Linked DNA regions of Homo sapiens: region 1 is linked to region 2. A link is a loop called in an ENCODE intact Hi-C map of the cell type or tissue named here. Cell type or tissue: PC-9. All regions are shown on one strand. Each heading gives the region's core, and the rest is flanking DNA. Links, peaks and the distances in the headings are about the cores only.

What was found. A loop is a pair of places that touch in the nucleus more often than their neighbours do. Peaks named below come from ENCODE experiments on the same cell type or tissue, not always from the same donor. Only the 100,000 strongest peaks of a DNase experiment are listed, where the experiment ranks them.
Region 1: it touches region 2 in a loop (4-fold over the local background); 10 of 110 quality-filtered maps call a loop at or near these places.

What each region holds. Positions count from the first base shown.
Region 1 is chr1:211,924,922-211,932,637 of GRCh38, reverse strand. No RefSeq gene overlaps it. Among named protein-coding and RNA genes, the nearest start is that of LPGAT1-AS1, 98 kb to the right of the region's middle. RefSeq lists an enhancer at 3,795-4,296. In PC-9, for the core only: no CTCF peak of the experiment used is centred there; DNase peaks (open chromatin) are centred at 3,467 and 4,177; H3K27ac peaks cover 2,581 bases.
Region 2 is chr1:211,694,649-211,702,364 of GRCh38, reverse strand. No RefSeq gene overlaps it. Among named protein-coding and RNA genes, the nearest start is that of NEK2-DT, 23 kb to the right of the region's middle. RefSeq lists a silencer at 3,340-3,399 and an enhancer at 6,607-7,106. In PC-9, for the core only: CTCF peaks have their summits at 3,495 and 3,694 (motif pointing left); a DNase peak (open chromatin) is centred at 3,664.

The DNA.
Region 1 (7,716 bases), core at 1,400-6,399, 230 kb before region 2:
ACGGTGAAGAGGCTGTGTTTTCTCTCACCTCCTAAGTGTGTGTGTCTGCATGTTTCTGTGAGATAGGTGTTCATGCAGGGAGAGGAGCTGTCCTACTTTTGGGGAACGGGGTGCTGTTCTTCACAACGTGCTTTCTTTCTTTTCCCACTACCATCATCCTAGTTCACAACCTCATTATGTCTTCCTGGAATATTGCTTTCACTTCCTAATTTCCTTGCTGCTAGTTTCAGTCTCCTCTGAGTGAACCTTTCTTACCATTGCTTCCCAATTCATTCTTCTTTTTTTTTTTTTTTAAATCTAGACAGAGTCTTACTCTGTTGCCCAGGCTGGAGTGCAGTGGCACGATCACAGCTCACTGCAGCCCTGACCTCCTGGGTTCAAGGGATCCCCCACCTCAGCTTCCTGGGTAGCTGGGATTACAGGCGCGTGCCACCACATCGGGCTAATTTTTTGTATTTTTTTGTAGAGGCGGGGTTTCACCACGTTGCCCAGGCTGGTCTCAAACTTTTGGGCTCAAGCAATCCACCCACCTTGGCCTCCCAAAGTGCTGGGATTACATATGTGAGCCCCCGCGCCAGCTGCAATTCACTCTTCTTGTTAAAAAAAAAAAAACAAAACTGGGTTCCCAATACAGTGCACATTCTTCAATATATCATTGAAGATCCTCCACAATTAGACACAGGCCTAGCAGCCAGACCTCTCTTTTCTTTTTTTTTTTTTGAGACGGAGTCTCGCTCTGTCGCCCAGGCTGGAGTGCAGTGGCGCAGTCTCGGCTCACCGCAAGCTCCGCCTCCCGGGTTCATGCCATTCTCCTGCCTCAGCCTCCCGAGTAGCTGGGACTACAGGCGCCTGCCACCACGCCCGGCTAATTTTTTGTATTTTTAGTAGAGACGGGGTTTCACCGTGTTAGCCAGGATGGTCTCGATCTCCTGACCTCGTGATCTGCCCGCCTCGGCCTCCCAAAGTGCTGGGATTACAGGCGTGAGCCACTGCACCCGGCCCAGACCTCTCTTTTCTACGGCCCTCTGTGTGTATCCCAGCCCGCAGTAAAACTGGCACCCTGGGCATTCCATGAGCTCAGTTTGCACTATCTTACCTTTGTGGCTTTGCTCATATTTTCCCTCTGTCTGAACACTCTTCCCTCCATCCGTGAAAAACCTGTTCGTCCTTCCATGTCCTGATTTCTAGCCAGACACAATACTCAGTATTCCTCCATAGCCCGTATCCCAATCCATCTGTGTGAAGCAGTCTAGCTGCATGGCCCTGGGGTCGGAGGCACTGTAGACAAATGGAGGCTAATGTTACCATGTCCTGCCAGGAGCAGCCAGCTCCCTCCACTGCCCCATGCCTCCCATCAGCTCCCTGGCTATTCTGGCCTCCAGCCCTGGTTCTCACCCTGGCTTGAAGCAATCCTGGCTGATCTGCCTGCTGGCCATCCCCAGTGTTCGCCTCGGAGACTGAGGCAGAGAGGCAAGCTGTCTGAGCTCTGAGCAGTGGAGAGGCTGGAGCAGGGCCTGCTAGTATCACAGAGGCTCACCGTGGGCCTCAAGTGCAGCTGAGGCTCTGAACTGAGGGCTGAGGTAGGAGGGAGTGGGCAGTGACTAAAACTTGCAAGAAAGTTTTAATTTTTTTAATTTTTTTTAAGAGTACTTATCTATCTCTTTCCTCCTAGTCATTCTCACCCTCCTCCAGCAGCAGCCTCCTCTTGGTCAGAATTTAGAATATGTTGTTGCTTTGGATGGCTGGGGTTTCAGTTTCCAGCTAGGTTCTTCCCTGTCCATCTTTCCTCCCTCCTGGCCCTTCTTTTTCCTAGACTATCTACTATGTGCAAATCATCATGTATATGTGTAGCAGGGACAGAGTCCCTGCCCCCAGGAAGCTCCCAGATGTTGTCACCTATGTCAGGGTACTCAGTGAGTGTCCGTGGTGCCAAGGTCTAGCTGAGGTGTCCAAGTGGCACTGAGGGAGACTTGAGCAGGACACACATTATTTGTGTTGACTAAGGAGGTATATGAAACCTGGAAGACCCTGTGGAAGGTGGAGTGAGCAAGGAAGACACCAGGGAAAACAAAGACAAAGAGGCTGGGCACAGTGGCTCACATCTATAATCTCAGCACTTTGGGAGGCTGAGGTGGGCAGATCATTTGAGGTCGGGAGTTTGAGACCAGCCTGGCCAACATGGTGAAACCCCATCTCTACTAAAAATACAAAATTAGCCGGGCATGGTGGTACGTGCCTGTAATCCCAGCTATTCGGGAGGCTGAGGCAGGAGAATCATTTGGACCTGGGAGGTGGAGGCTACAGTGAGCTGAGATGGCGCCATTGCACTCCAGCTTGGGTGACAGAGCAAGACTCCATTTCAAAAAAAAAAAAAAAAGGCAAAGAAAGGAAGCCAGAGGTGGCCTTTGGTTTCCCACCACTGCAGTCCAGCCTGATTCCAGAGCCAGCTGTGAACCCAATTCCTAAAGCTCAAATCTGAGGCTTCTGCTCCTACGTGGGCCGTGTGTTAGGTTGCTTGCCAGCTCGTGTTTTCCCCTCACACCCCTACCTGCCATGTGTTTTCATCTATGGATTCTGCAACAAGCTTTGAACCACAGGACCTCCCTCTGGATGACTGGATCTGGACAGGTAACCTTGGAAGCTTTCCAAGGCCATGTTTTCTGCTGTAAAGATGGTAAAAGAAAGCCCAGCTGGGTTCCTGCCCCAAATTCCCTGAACTGCCCCACCTTGTGTCCTCATACTGCAGTGAGATATTCATCTTTGTGCTTTTTTTTCAGGAAAGATACGTGACCTTTCCCTCCTCAGAGGCACCCACAAGTCCCTGAGGAGAAATGAAGGGTTAAAGCAACAAGGCAAAGACAAAAACAATGTTCAGCCTTTTCAACATCCGAAATAAAATATTGAGCATAGACAGAGAGATTTTTGTTGTAATAATAGACAAGAGAAAGAACAGTGGGATGACCATGGCCACTTTGGACATGCTGACTTTCTCATTGCTCCCTGAACCCCAGTACATTGCACGTCTCTGGGCCTTTGTCGGTGCTTGGCTCTCAGCATGCAACGCACTTCTCTCCCAACTCTGCCCAGCAAGCTCCAGCCCATCTCCTATGATTTACCCAAGTCAAAAGTCCTCCTTTCCAGGAAGCAGGAAGAACACTGAAGGCCCCGGGGCTGAGTACTACTGGCCTTCTGTTCTACTCTCTAGTAAAGCACCCGGCTTCTGATAACTTTATAATGTTCTGCTCACAGATCTGTCTCCTCTTCTAGACTGTAAATATCCAAAGGGAGGGATTGGGAGTTCATCTTTGCCTTCCTGGTGCTCAACATGGTGGCTGGCACATGGTAGGTAATCAAGAAAGTTTAACTATTTAACGCAAAATTCAGTGTCAAATTACCTAGCCTTCATGCAGTTTCCGGTCTGAGCCTTGCCACTGAGAAGTGGCTGTAAACACAAGAGCTATTGCTCAACCGATTCCTGGGTGTGGCTAGAAATGGCAGAGGCTAGTTCAATAGCGGGTGCCCCTAAGCCTTACTGCAAAGGATCCAGCATTCCCTGCCATGCCCTGAAGCAGCCTTATAATTCTGCAATCACTGCTAGATAAGCAGTGTAGCCCATAGGCCCTGAAGCTTGGCTCTTTTGTGACCAAGGTGAAGCCTCACCATCCCTGTCTCTGGGCTTCATGTTCTCCATCTGTCGTGAGGTTGTAGGTCCTAATTAGAAAGCTGTTAGAGATTCCTGAAAGGACTGTTATTGTACTGCAGCACAAAGAATATTATGTCAGGGTGCTATAAGAGCACAGCAAATAATGTGAACGAGGAAATAATAAGGGCACTTATTCCCAGAAGCATATTGATTTAAACCACAAAAACTCCTTGGAACAGGGCTCAAGAATTATAAAAGCCTGAGCAATCAGCAACCCCTGTGGGAGGGGAGCCCATGCCAGGCAATTGCTGGAGAGTTCATTTGGTTGGTCTTGGCAGGCCAGTTTTGTCCCTCAGGTGTTCTTGCTTTGGTGAAATTTCCCTGTTGTAATGAGCCCAGCCTACCTGCTGGGTTCTAGGGAGAAAGGACTATTATTTCCACATCCTTTGCATAAGAAGCAAAGGACTGGCCTTAGCACACAAGTGAATTCACTTATCATCCTCTGTGTGATGAAAACAGATCTCCAGATAACAGAAGCTGCATCATCACTTCTGCTTCTAAAGTCTGCATAGCAGGTCACACCCTGACCCAGCCACTGCTATCTCTGGACAGCAACTTGGGAAAACCAGTTACTCAGTAAATATGAAAAATAAAAAGTCACCTTAACAAATGCGTCATCCTGGAGTAGAAAAGCATGTTTAAACCTGCTTCCAACAGCAGAAAGGGCAGAGCCTGTAAGAAAAAAAGAATGATGGCACTAATTGGACAAAAATTTTAATTTAAAACTTGAAATGGGGGAGCACTGACCCCATTTCTCTGGAGTTTGCACATCCCAGGGGAAAGAAATAAAACATTAAATGGCAAAAAGTATCATAAGCCAAACTCTAAGATAGAATAAATTATAGGGAATATATTTGCAGCATTCATAATAGATATCAGAGTAATATCCTTAATATATAAAGGCATTTACAAATCATTAAGAAAAAGATCAGCAACTAGCATGGGAAATTGAGAACACAAAGAATCCACAAAAGAAAAAATAAAAATGACCAATGAACAGCTAAAAAAAAAAATGTAATAATGTAGCTATGAGCAGTGGGCCTGCCTGTAGTCCCAGCTACTCGGGAGGCTGAGATGGGAGGAATTGCTTAAGTCCAGGAGTTAAAAAAAAAAAAAAAGTAATAGTGAAATAAATATAATTTAAAAATGCAAATTTAAGCAATGAATTTAATTTTTACCTATTAGATTGGCCAATTTTTTTTTAGTGGTAAGTGGTGAGTTCATGTATGACATTGAGTGGTAAGTGGTGAGTTCGTGTTCTAAAGCAAACAATAACTATATTCTATGACCCTGCAGTTCCATTCCTAGTTTCTCCTAAAGAAACCTTTGCACCTGGGCATAAGAAGACACATAGGAGAATGCTTAGAACACCCCTGTTTATAAGAGCAAATGCTGGAAGAAACCCAAATATCCATCAATAGATACATAGATATATAAATTATATATTTGTATAATAGAACACTATACAGTGGTAAAAATGAGTGAATTGTAGCTACATATAGCAAGAGGCATGAACATAAAGTTGAGCGTGTGAAGTCAGTCACTCTAATTCCATTTGTATAAATTGTATGGTGTTAGAAGTCAGAATAGTGGTTCCTTTCAGACAAAGACAGTAACTGGGAGGGAGTCAAAAGGGTTTCTGGGGTGCTAGTAATGTTTTGTGTCTTGATCTAGGCATGTGCTCCCTCAGAAAATGCACCACGCTGAACTTAATATACATGCACTTCTCTAAAAAAATTAAACGAAAATAATCAAAAGATATATTTCAATTATTTTTAATAGGTCTGCAGTATAAGAAAAATCACCTCAATTGCTTACTTTCCAAGATATATTAGAGGCATAGAAAAATAATGTAAGAATACATTTTCTTATCATTAACATTCTGAAACATGAGAGGAAGCCCCTCAAAATGCAAGGCCCCCTTCATTGTATACAATATTTAGTGTAGCACGCAGGCAAATACAGGTTTACAGATTTCTAAGAAATGGGTCTGGTATCATCTCCTTCTCCTTTGTCCAGCACTTTCTGAGCTGCCAGCAGGGAAGGCATTTGAATGTGTGACATACTTCATTTACAAATTTTTTAAAGCAAGTTATAAAAGAATACATAAGTACAATTTAATTTCTATAAAGGAAAAATATGCAGAACTAAGGCACATATTGTTAAAGGATACAAGCATATGTGGTAAAACTAACTAAAAGCAAGGAACTGGTAGAGACACAGTTTAGGAAAGTGGATTCTTCTTCTGAGGAGGAGGAGTGCAGGGATGGGGTCAGAGAAGGCACAGGGGGGCTTCTAGGAGACTGGTGATATTCTAGCTCTGAAGCTAGATGGTGGGTTCACAGATAAATATCTGTGTATTCTTTACGTCCTTCACATTAGAAATATTATTTGTATGTATTTAATATTTAATAAAAACAAATTTAAAATTATTTTAAATAGACTTTTATGCCATTCCTGTTGGGGGTGGGGTGGAGTATAAATTGGTAGAGTTTTTCTAGATGAAAGAGTGGCTATGAGTGAAAAATCATGTAAAGATTATACTTCTAAGAAATTTTCCTAAAACAGTGATCAGACAAGAAAGCAGAGGTATTATAAAAATATATTTATCAAATGTGGTTTATTAAGACAAAAATTAGAAACCATCTAAAGTCTTAAAATAGAAACTGATCAAATTATACTACTCCATAAAATAGAAAACTATGTAATATTAAGATTGATGATGATGATGTACATCTGTTGACTGTCATTGAACTACATTCATGATATATTTTTTAGTAAAATAAAGTTTCAAAACATTATGGTTATGGTATGATCTAATTATTTTTAACACAATATATTTTCATGTAAAGGTACATAAGTAAGAAGGTCTATAGCAATATTAATAAGGTGATTCTTTCTAAATGGTACATGTATTACTCACAGTCAAGAAAATAGGCCCAGTGCAGTGGTTCGTGCCTGTAATCCCAGCACTTTGGGAGGCCAAGGAAGGGAGATCTCTTGAGCCTAGGAGTACGAGACCAGCTTGAGCAGCATACTGAGACCCCGTCCCTACAAAAAAAAAAAAAAGAGAGAAAGAAAGAAAAGAAAAATTAGCCAGATGTGGTGGTGCACTCCTGTAATCCAGCTCCTCAGGAGGCTGAGGCAGGAGGATTGCTTGAGCCCAGGAGATCAAGGCTGCAGTAAACCGAGATTGCACCACTGCACTCCAGCCTGGGTAAAAGAGCAAGATCTTGTCTCAAAAATAAATAAATAAATAAAAATAAGCAGAAGAAAATAATCAAAAGATATATTTCAATTATTTTTAATGGGTCTGCAGTATAAAAAAATCACCTCAATTGCTTACTTTCCAAGATATAGTACAGGCATAGAAAAATAATGTAAGAATACATTTTCTTATCATTAACATTCTGAAACATGAGAGGAATCCCCTCAAAGTGCAAGGCCCCCTTCATTGTATACAATATTTAGTGTAGCACACAGGCAAATACAGGTTTACAGATTTCTAAGAAATGTGTCTGTATCATCTCCCTCTCCTTTGTCCGGCACTTTCTGAGCAGCCAGCAGGGAAGGCATTTGAATGTTGGCAGCCTTCAGCTGCATCCACAGCCGCATCTCAGTCAGCACCACACAGCTGCCTTCTGGGGTGAGGCAGCCGAGAGGGCAGGACAGGAGGGTGTGGCCAGGGGACACCTGGCGCTGGAGTAACAGCCCTGACTGCTCTAAGCATAAGACTGCCGCTCTTGACTCAGAACCTCTCCCCATCTCACCAAAACCATCACCCACACCTCTGGAGTGTTTTTAGGTGACAAATTCACTGATCAGTAAATCACTATAAAAAGCTCTTTCCGGTTGGGTGCGGTGGCTTATGCCTGTAATACCAGCCCTTTGGGAGGCTGAGGTGGGTGGATCACTTGAGGTCAGGAGTTTGAGACCAGCCTGGCCAACATGGCAAATCCCCGTTTCTACTAAAAATACAAAAAATTAGCTGGGCTTGGTGGCATGAGCCTGTA
Region 2 (7,716 bases), core at 1,752-6,751:
GGTTTCAGATTCATCAGAATAGGAGCTTGGCAAAGTCATGAAGATAGAGACCCCCTCCCCGCACACTCTGTTTCGCTGGTGACTGTCCGCCTGTGACCCTCTGCTCACCTCACTCTACCCTGCAGGCTCCCCTCCACCTGCCCCTCCAGACACCTCCTCCTCACTCACCTCTGTGGCTTCCACTGTCATTACCTGTTGGTGACCCCAGATCTCTAATGTCTTCTTCCCAGATCATCTATCCATTGTCTACAGGAGTTTCCAGTCAGAAGGCTGCAGGAATGACATCCTCCTCCCCAGACCTGCTCCTCCCTCCTCCTTATCGCAAGTTACATTATTCACTCGCCTGGTTGCTTGTCCAGACAACTGAAGTTCAGAGAGGTTAAAACACTTGCCCAGAGGCACACAACTAGTGAGTTATGGTAAAGCAGAGATTTGGACCCAAGTCTGACTGTTTGCAAAGCCCATACTAGTGCCAGCATGCTGTGCCGCCTTACTGATGAGGTGAGCACGTCAGCTCCTTTCCACACCTCATGCTATTCCAAGCGCTGGCTCTATACAAGGTAATCGAACTGACAAACCAAAACTACCCATTTGTGATGTGCCAAGCTGTGTTCCAGGTGTTGGGATCCCAAGTTGTCTAAGACACAGTCTTGCTCTCTAAGACTCAGAGAGAAAAAAAAAAATTGATCATGGCCATTTAGTGTCTTCCGTGCTTTGACAGAGGTAAGTACATGTGCTTGTGCTCAGGGAACACACGTAAGAGCACCACCTACCTCGCACCTTGGGGATCAGGGAAGGATCCCCAGGAGGTGAGCCGTGAGTTGGGTTTTGAAGGTCAAGTAGGAGTTAGCCAGAAAACAAGGTCTTGGGTAGATGAGAAAAACAGTTTCTTTACACCCACACAACATTTCTGACACCAGAGGTCTGGGTTATTTCCCCCAGTGACCAATTCTCCAACACCAACTGGGTGTCCTACAATTTAATTCTGACACTATCAAGCTGCAGCTCCTGTCAGATCCCACACTTTCAGGGCTCAGTCCCACCAGACTGCCCCCATTGCAGATGCCAATGGCAAGTCTGGGTCTCAGGTATTTCTGACCAAACAGCTATAAGTTAGCGGTTCCAATGGCCCCCTCCCTTGGGCTCAATAATTTGCTAGAATGGCCCACAGATTCAATGGCCCACAGATCTCAGAGAAACACTACATTTACCAGCTTATTATAAAGGACACAACTCAGGAACAGTTAGATGGGAGATGGATAGGGCGAGGTAGGGGTGGGGCAGGGGGTAGGGCTTCCACGTCCTCTCTGGGCACCCACCCTCCAGCACCTCCATGTGTTCTGTAGTCTAGAAGCTCATCAGATCTCACTGTTCAAGAGTTTTCACAGACCTCAAAATCCAGCACCCAACTCCCATTCCCAGAGGCTGAAGGGTGGGTGGGGCAGGTGAGGGTGCAGTTTGAAATAATATATATTGATGATGCTCCAGCAGTTTTAAGCAAAATCTTGAGCCATTTATGTCCAGAATTTTTGACAAACAAAACCAGACAAAACAACCAATCCCACAAAACAAAACTAAACAAAACTAAACAAAAACCAACCAGCCAAACAACCAAACCCAACCAAAAAACCCTAGAATTCATTGTTTTGCGATGCACTGTCACACTGAATCATGCCTGTAACTGATGTTCTAGAAGAGTTCAGTTTCCTCTAAGGGTAATCAGTTATGTGATAAAGAGGTGTTAAATACTTGGTGATGATTTAAAATCCAATCTTAATTTGGTCCCACCTTGAGATCTGTTCATCTTTTTTTTTTTTTTTTTTTTTTTTTTGAGACAGAGTCTCGATCTATCTCTCAGGCTGGAGTGCCGTGCAGTGGTGCAATCTTGGCTCACTGCAGCCTGGACCTTCTAGGCTCAAGAGATCCTCCTTCCTCAGCTCCCCTGAGTAGCTGGGACCACAGGCATGTGCTACCCCATCCAGCTAATTTTAAACTTTTTTTGTAGAGACAGGGTCTCACTATGTTGCCCAGATTGGTCTCGGACTCCTGGGGTCAAGCGATTCTCCTGCCTGGGCCTCCCAAAGTGCTGGGGAGATCTGTTCATTCTTTTTTTCTTTTCTTTTCTTTTTTCTTCTTCTTCTTTCCTTCCTTCCTTCCTTCCTTCCTTCCTTCCTTCCTTCCTTCCTTCTTTCTTTCTTTTCTTATTGAGACAGGGTCTTGCTCTGTCACCCAGGCTGAAGTGCAGTGGCGCGATCTGGGCTCACTGTAATCTCTGCCTTCCAGGTTCAAGCAATTCTTCTGCCTCAGCCTCCCGAGTAGCTGGGACTACTGGTGCACGCCACCATGCCCGGCAAATTGTTGTATTTTTAGTAGAGACAGGGCTTCACCATATTGGCCAGGCTGGTCTCGAACTCCTGACCTTGTGATCCGCCCACCTCTGCCTCCCAAAGTGCTGGGATTACAGTCATGAGCCACCACACCCGGTGATCTGTTCATTCTTAATGGAAAAATGCTTGATACTTTATAAGCCAAATGGTGACACAATTGGCCCTATTTTAGTCCAACAGGGAAAAAGGCAAAAATTATACATTTCAGCAGACCTGGTACATTTGATAGCTTAAACTGACATAAAAATTGTCTTCTAAAACTAAGATAAAACAAAATGGGGATAGTGATACTTCCTCATGGAGTTGTGGGAAGGGTGGAGTGAGATTCATGTGCAAAGAGTTTGCACAGTGCCTGGCACATCAAGGACATTGATGGGTGAGAGTCCCCAGTGTTGGGACCATTGCTGGGGTGGGAGTGGCCTGTGCCTCCAGCAGGGAAGAAGGGCAGATGAGCTTTCCGGAACGTACTCCTCAGAACCTGGGTCCTAAGTCTGTTTGCACGCATGTGCCCTGCGTGTATTCTCTGCCGGGGCATTAGCGGACAGGGACCCTTCTCCACATGAAAGCACTCGGGGAATCACGGCTTGCTGAAGCCAGAGCACAAGGCGGAGATCACCTGCACCAACCCATCCTACATGGAAAGGACAGCTGAGTCCCGAGAGGGCCGTAGGGTCACAACTTCCTAGGAAGCCGGGGCTGGAGCCAGGCCCCCTGCCTGCCCTCTCTGTCGCTGTGCCCCGCTCTGTGCTCCACAGGCAGCTCCTCAGCCGCAGCGCCTTCAGTTCCATCTGGTCTAGAGGGAAGGGAGTGCGGGTCGCCCGGCCCCTGGAAGCTCACCTCTAAAGCCCCAAGGGCACCGTAGGGGAGGCTGTGTCCACAAAGGCTCCTAGGAGGAGCTTTCATGACACTTTATGAGAAAAAGTCCCACAGTCCTGCACTGAGCCTTCACCTCACCTGAGCTCTTCTCAAAGTCAAGTCATAGCGGGCGGGGGACGGGGGGCGGGGGGCGGAAACTGAAGTGCAGAGTGAAGGGCTCTGAGAAAGCACTCCCAGGCCTGGGCCAACAGGCCCCGTGGCACCTTCGGGAACATCTCTGTGCATGAAAAGCTGCAGTCTGCTGTTACTGTTTCAGTAACGGGGTCAATATTTCTATATCCGGACACTGCGCAGTCTCTAGGCCTCCCGAGGGTTTGAGTTCTCCGGAGTCCAGACTCATAAACCACACCTCCCTCCCTCTGCAAAAAAGAGCGTGCGGGTCCAGGTAGGTGAGCGGCGGCGCTGTCCCTTCAGCTCCAGGAGGGAGAGGGCGCCCCCACCTGGTTACAGGCAGCATGGCAGCGAGAGGCCAGGGCTGAACGCGGCGCAGGATCCTCTCCTGGTGGCCTTGTCCCTGGGTGCCCCTCAGAACCACCCGGGGACATCCCCAAATTACAGAAACCTGGACCCTCACCACAGACCCTGAATCAGGAAGTATGAGGTGTGCCCCAGGCATTTTAAAACAACAACAACAAGCTCTATAGAGCTTCTGATAAACACCCAAGTTGAGAACTGCAGGGTATTAAGATCAGAAATGAGGTGTCAAAAATAACTTCTAGCTAACAATAGTTAAGGTGCCAACACCTGTGAATCATTTGTCATTATATGCAAATTAGAGGCCCGTGGCAGTGGCTCACGCCTGTAATCCCAGCACTCTGGGAGGCTGAGGCAGGAGGATCACTTGAGCTCTGGAGCTTGAGACCAGTCTGGGCAACATGGTGAGACCCCGTCGCTACTAAAAATAAAAGCGAATTAGCCAGGCCTAGCAACGAGTGCCTGTAGTCCCAGCTACTGGAGAGGCTGAGGTGGGAGGATTGCTTGAGCCTGGAGGTCAAGGCTGCAGTGAGCTGTGATTGCTCCACAGCACTCCAGCCTAGGCAACACTGAGATCTTGTCTCAAAAAAAAAAAATTTCATATATATATATATATATATATATACACACACATATAAAAAATATAATGTATATATATAATATAATGTGTATATATAGAGATACACACACACACATATATATATATGTATGTATAATTAGAGCAGATATGAGGCCATTCCTCTCTTTCCCTTGCATTCTCAGAGAGAAAAGGCCTGTGTGGGGGCTCTGCTGGGTGCCCTACATGCCTGCAGCCCTCCTGAGCCTTGTTGGAGACTATCACTGATCTCTGCCCCAGTTAGGATGGTTTCAAATTGGTCTAGTCTAGTGCTTTACTGGCTTCCCAAAAGCTTTGGGCTAAGTTCAAATGGGGGACTCCCCTGGAAGTGTGCCTCAAAAGCAGATGTCATCCACACTGTGTTTCTCAGCAGGAAGTCTCCCCACCAGCACAGCTGTTCTCCACTGTGACAAGCATAGGAGCCCCCAGGGACTGTGCTGAAGAGCAGATTCTGATGAGCAGGGCCGGGTGGGGCCTGAGAGTCTGCATGTCTAATAAGCTCCCAGGGGACACCTTGTTGCTCTCCAAGGACCACATGTGAGGGTCTACACCACTTACTGACAATACTGCTCTAGCTATGACCAGCTGGAAAGGCTTCTGAAGAGGAGCTTCATAGCTAAGCTGACCAACCCTCTTGGTTTTCTTGGGGCTGAGAGGTTTGCCCAGACTTGAAACCTGGGATGGTCCCAGGGAGACCAGAATTCTTGGTTACCCTGTGCACAGCTGTGGCCCAATACAATTAGTTTAGGTAAAGCCTTGACATAGACGCCTGAGAAAGGCTCAAGAATGCTTACAAAGAAACAAACAAGGCATTGTAAATCAATCTAGTGTAGAAAAAATACTCTTAAAGCACCGAGGGAAGGTAGATTAAATTCAAGGTCATCATGAAACTGAGCTTCTTGAGAGCTGAGTTCTGAGTGGGATGGGATAGAAAAGGGATTAGGGAATGATCTAGGTTGGGATGAAGGAAAGGGCTCCCATTGCTATACATGCCCGCTTTGGTTAGCGCTGATTTCATGAAAAGCCAGGTTCATCTGAGTTGTCAGAACCTACAAATCATATTCAAGTGTGTGCTGTCATATTTGTATTAAATTCCTGTATCTATATATTTTAGGTCACTTTCTCTCCCCAAAAGCCATGGCAGTTAACCTGGCCCTAAACCTAAGTTGCCCTGGCCTCCCTGCCCAGGTGCCTTCTAGAGAATGTCACATAATGCAGTGGTTTAATGGACTTCCCTGGTGACCACAGCCCTGGTCTGGATGTGGTCCTGTCTGCCCTGCCATGTGCCATGTGACCTAGGTAGAAAGGGAGTCAGTGTCTACCTGTCTGTGCCTGTCCTCCTGCCCTTACAGGGATGGCTGAGGCATGAGGGCTCTGACAGCCCTGGAGACACACAGAACCTCACCAATATGGAAGAGTCTGGGAAAACCTTGGGGCCACCCTGAGAAGGCACTTCACAACAAAGACTGCACACAGTACTTTTTGGAGGGCAGCCATATTCTGGCCTATGGGTTTGGTTCCTAGAACTCGAAGTATGTGGGTTTCCTGAGTGTGTAAAATCCTGAGAGATGGTAATAAACCACACCCTTTGGGATGAGGTACAGAGAGCCTTCATATTTATAAAATATATGAGGCCAGGCATGGTGGCTCACACCTGTAATCCCAGCACTCTGAGAGGCCAAGGTAGAAGCATTGCTTGAGCTCACGAGTTTGAGTCCAGCCTGGGCAACATAACGAGAGCCTGCCTCTACAAAAATAAAATAAAATAAAAAGTTAGCTGGGCATGGTGGTGTGTGCCTGTGATCACAATTATTCAGGAGGCTGAAGTGGGAGGATTGCTTGAGTATAGGAGTTTGAGGCTGCAGTGAACTATGATTGCACCATTGCACTCCAGCCTGGGCAACAGAGTGAGACCGTGTCTCAATTAAAAAAAAAATATATATATATATATATATATGTATGCATGTATATGTGTGTGTATATATATATATATACATATGTATGTATGTATGTATGTGTGTGTGTGTATATGTATATATGTATATATACCGCTTTATTTCTTTAGCAGTGGTTAAGATTTGAACTTTGGAATCAGGCAGAACTGTAGGTCCAGCTCTGGCATTTTCTCACCCTCTAGAGCCTGGGTTTCCTCATCTGTAAAATAGAGATGGTAACAGTGCCTCCTCTTCGGGGCCTCTGGGCCTTGGCCGTCACACAATGCTCCTCCAAGAGCAGCTATGTTATCACTACTCTTATCTCACAGACAGCTGGAGGAGGGTCACGGGGGCAGCGGGCGCTCTGCAGGAGGCCTCCTTTAAGGGCAGTTGTCATTAGCACGCTGTTAGCAATGGGAAGCTCCAAGATGCTGCCAAACCACTTGAAAAGATGTGTTAGAAATCCCCATTTGGTAAAGAACAAAATTCTCAGTTCACAGAGCTTAGTCAATGCTTTTGTTGTCATTGTTGTTAATAAATGCTTTATTTTTGAAGAGTTTTAGATTTATAGAAAAGCTATAAAGATAGTACAGAGTTCCCATTTCTCACAGGGGTCCTGCACTGGCTCCCTGCTGGGGCGGGCTTGCAGTAGTCCAGTGGTTCAGTTTTGGTCTGGCTTCCTTTTTTCTGTGGTGACTGTCTAGCCCACAAGCTGAGTTATGGAGATGCTGCAGCTTTTCTGTTTGTAAAAATGACCTTGATCCCCGCCTACACTCGTTTCCTCTGTGTGCACAAACACACATGTGCACAGGCCCACCCACAGCATGCGGTCATGCAGTGTGAGGAGCACACCCACTGAGCTAGGCTCAGGTGACCCCTGACTGCTACCCCTTGCAGACCCAAGGTCGATCAGAGCCCCTGCAGAGGAAGCACTGTTACCATCTCGTGGCTTCTGGATGGTCCAGAGGGGGCTTTCTTGGAGATAAGTGAGCCAGACCTCCAAGAATCTGTAGGGTGGGTGGGCACATTTGGGTGTTCTCTTTTGCAGATGAGAAGTATTCATGGTGGCCTGAGGCTTGAGGCTTAAACACTATGAGCCTCAGTTTCCTTTTTTGGAAAATGGGAATAAACCAATGCTTCAGTCCTGGGAATGTGGTGAAGAGTGAAGGAGAAGCATGAGTAGCACCGGGCCTGGCACGGATGAGTGCGGTGCTTTTATCATTCCAGCTGTGTGGACCACACCAGCCACACCAGGTGGACATGTGGCCTCAGCTCACCAGATTCTCCTGCCCTCTGCCTCTGCCCAGGGTGGAGGGGAGTGAAGGCAGTGCCACAGCCCGGTACAGACCTGAATCATTGTATGCTTGACAGGCTCCAAGGCCTCCTTAAGTTAGGTCTTCACTCTGTGTACCATGACATTCCTCCAGAA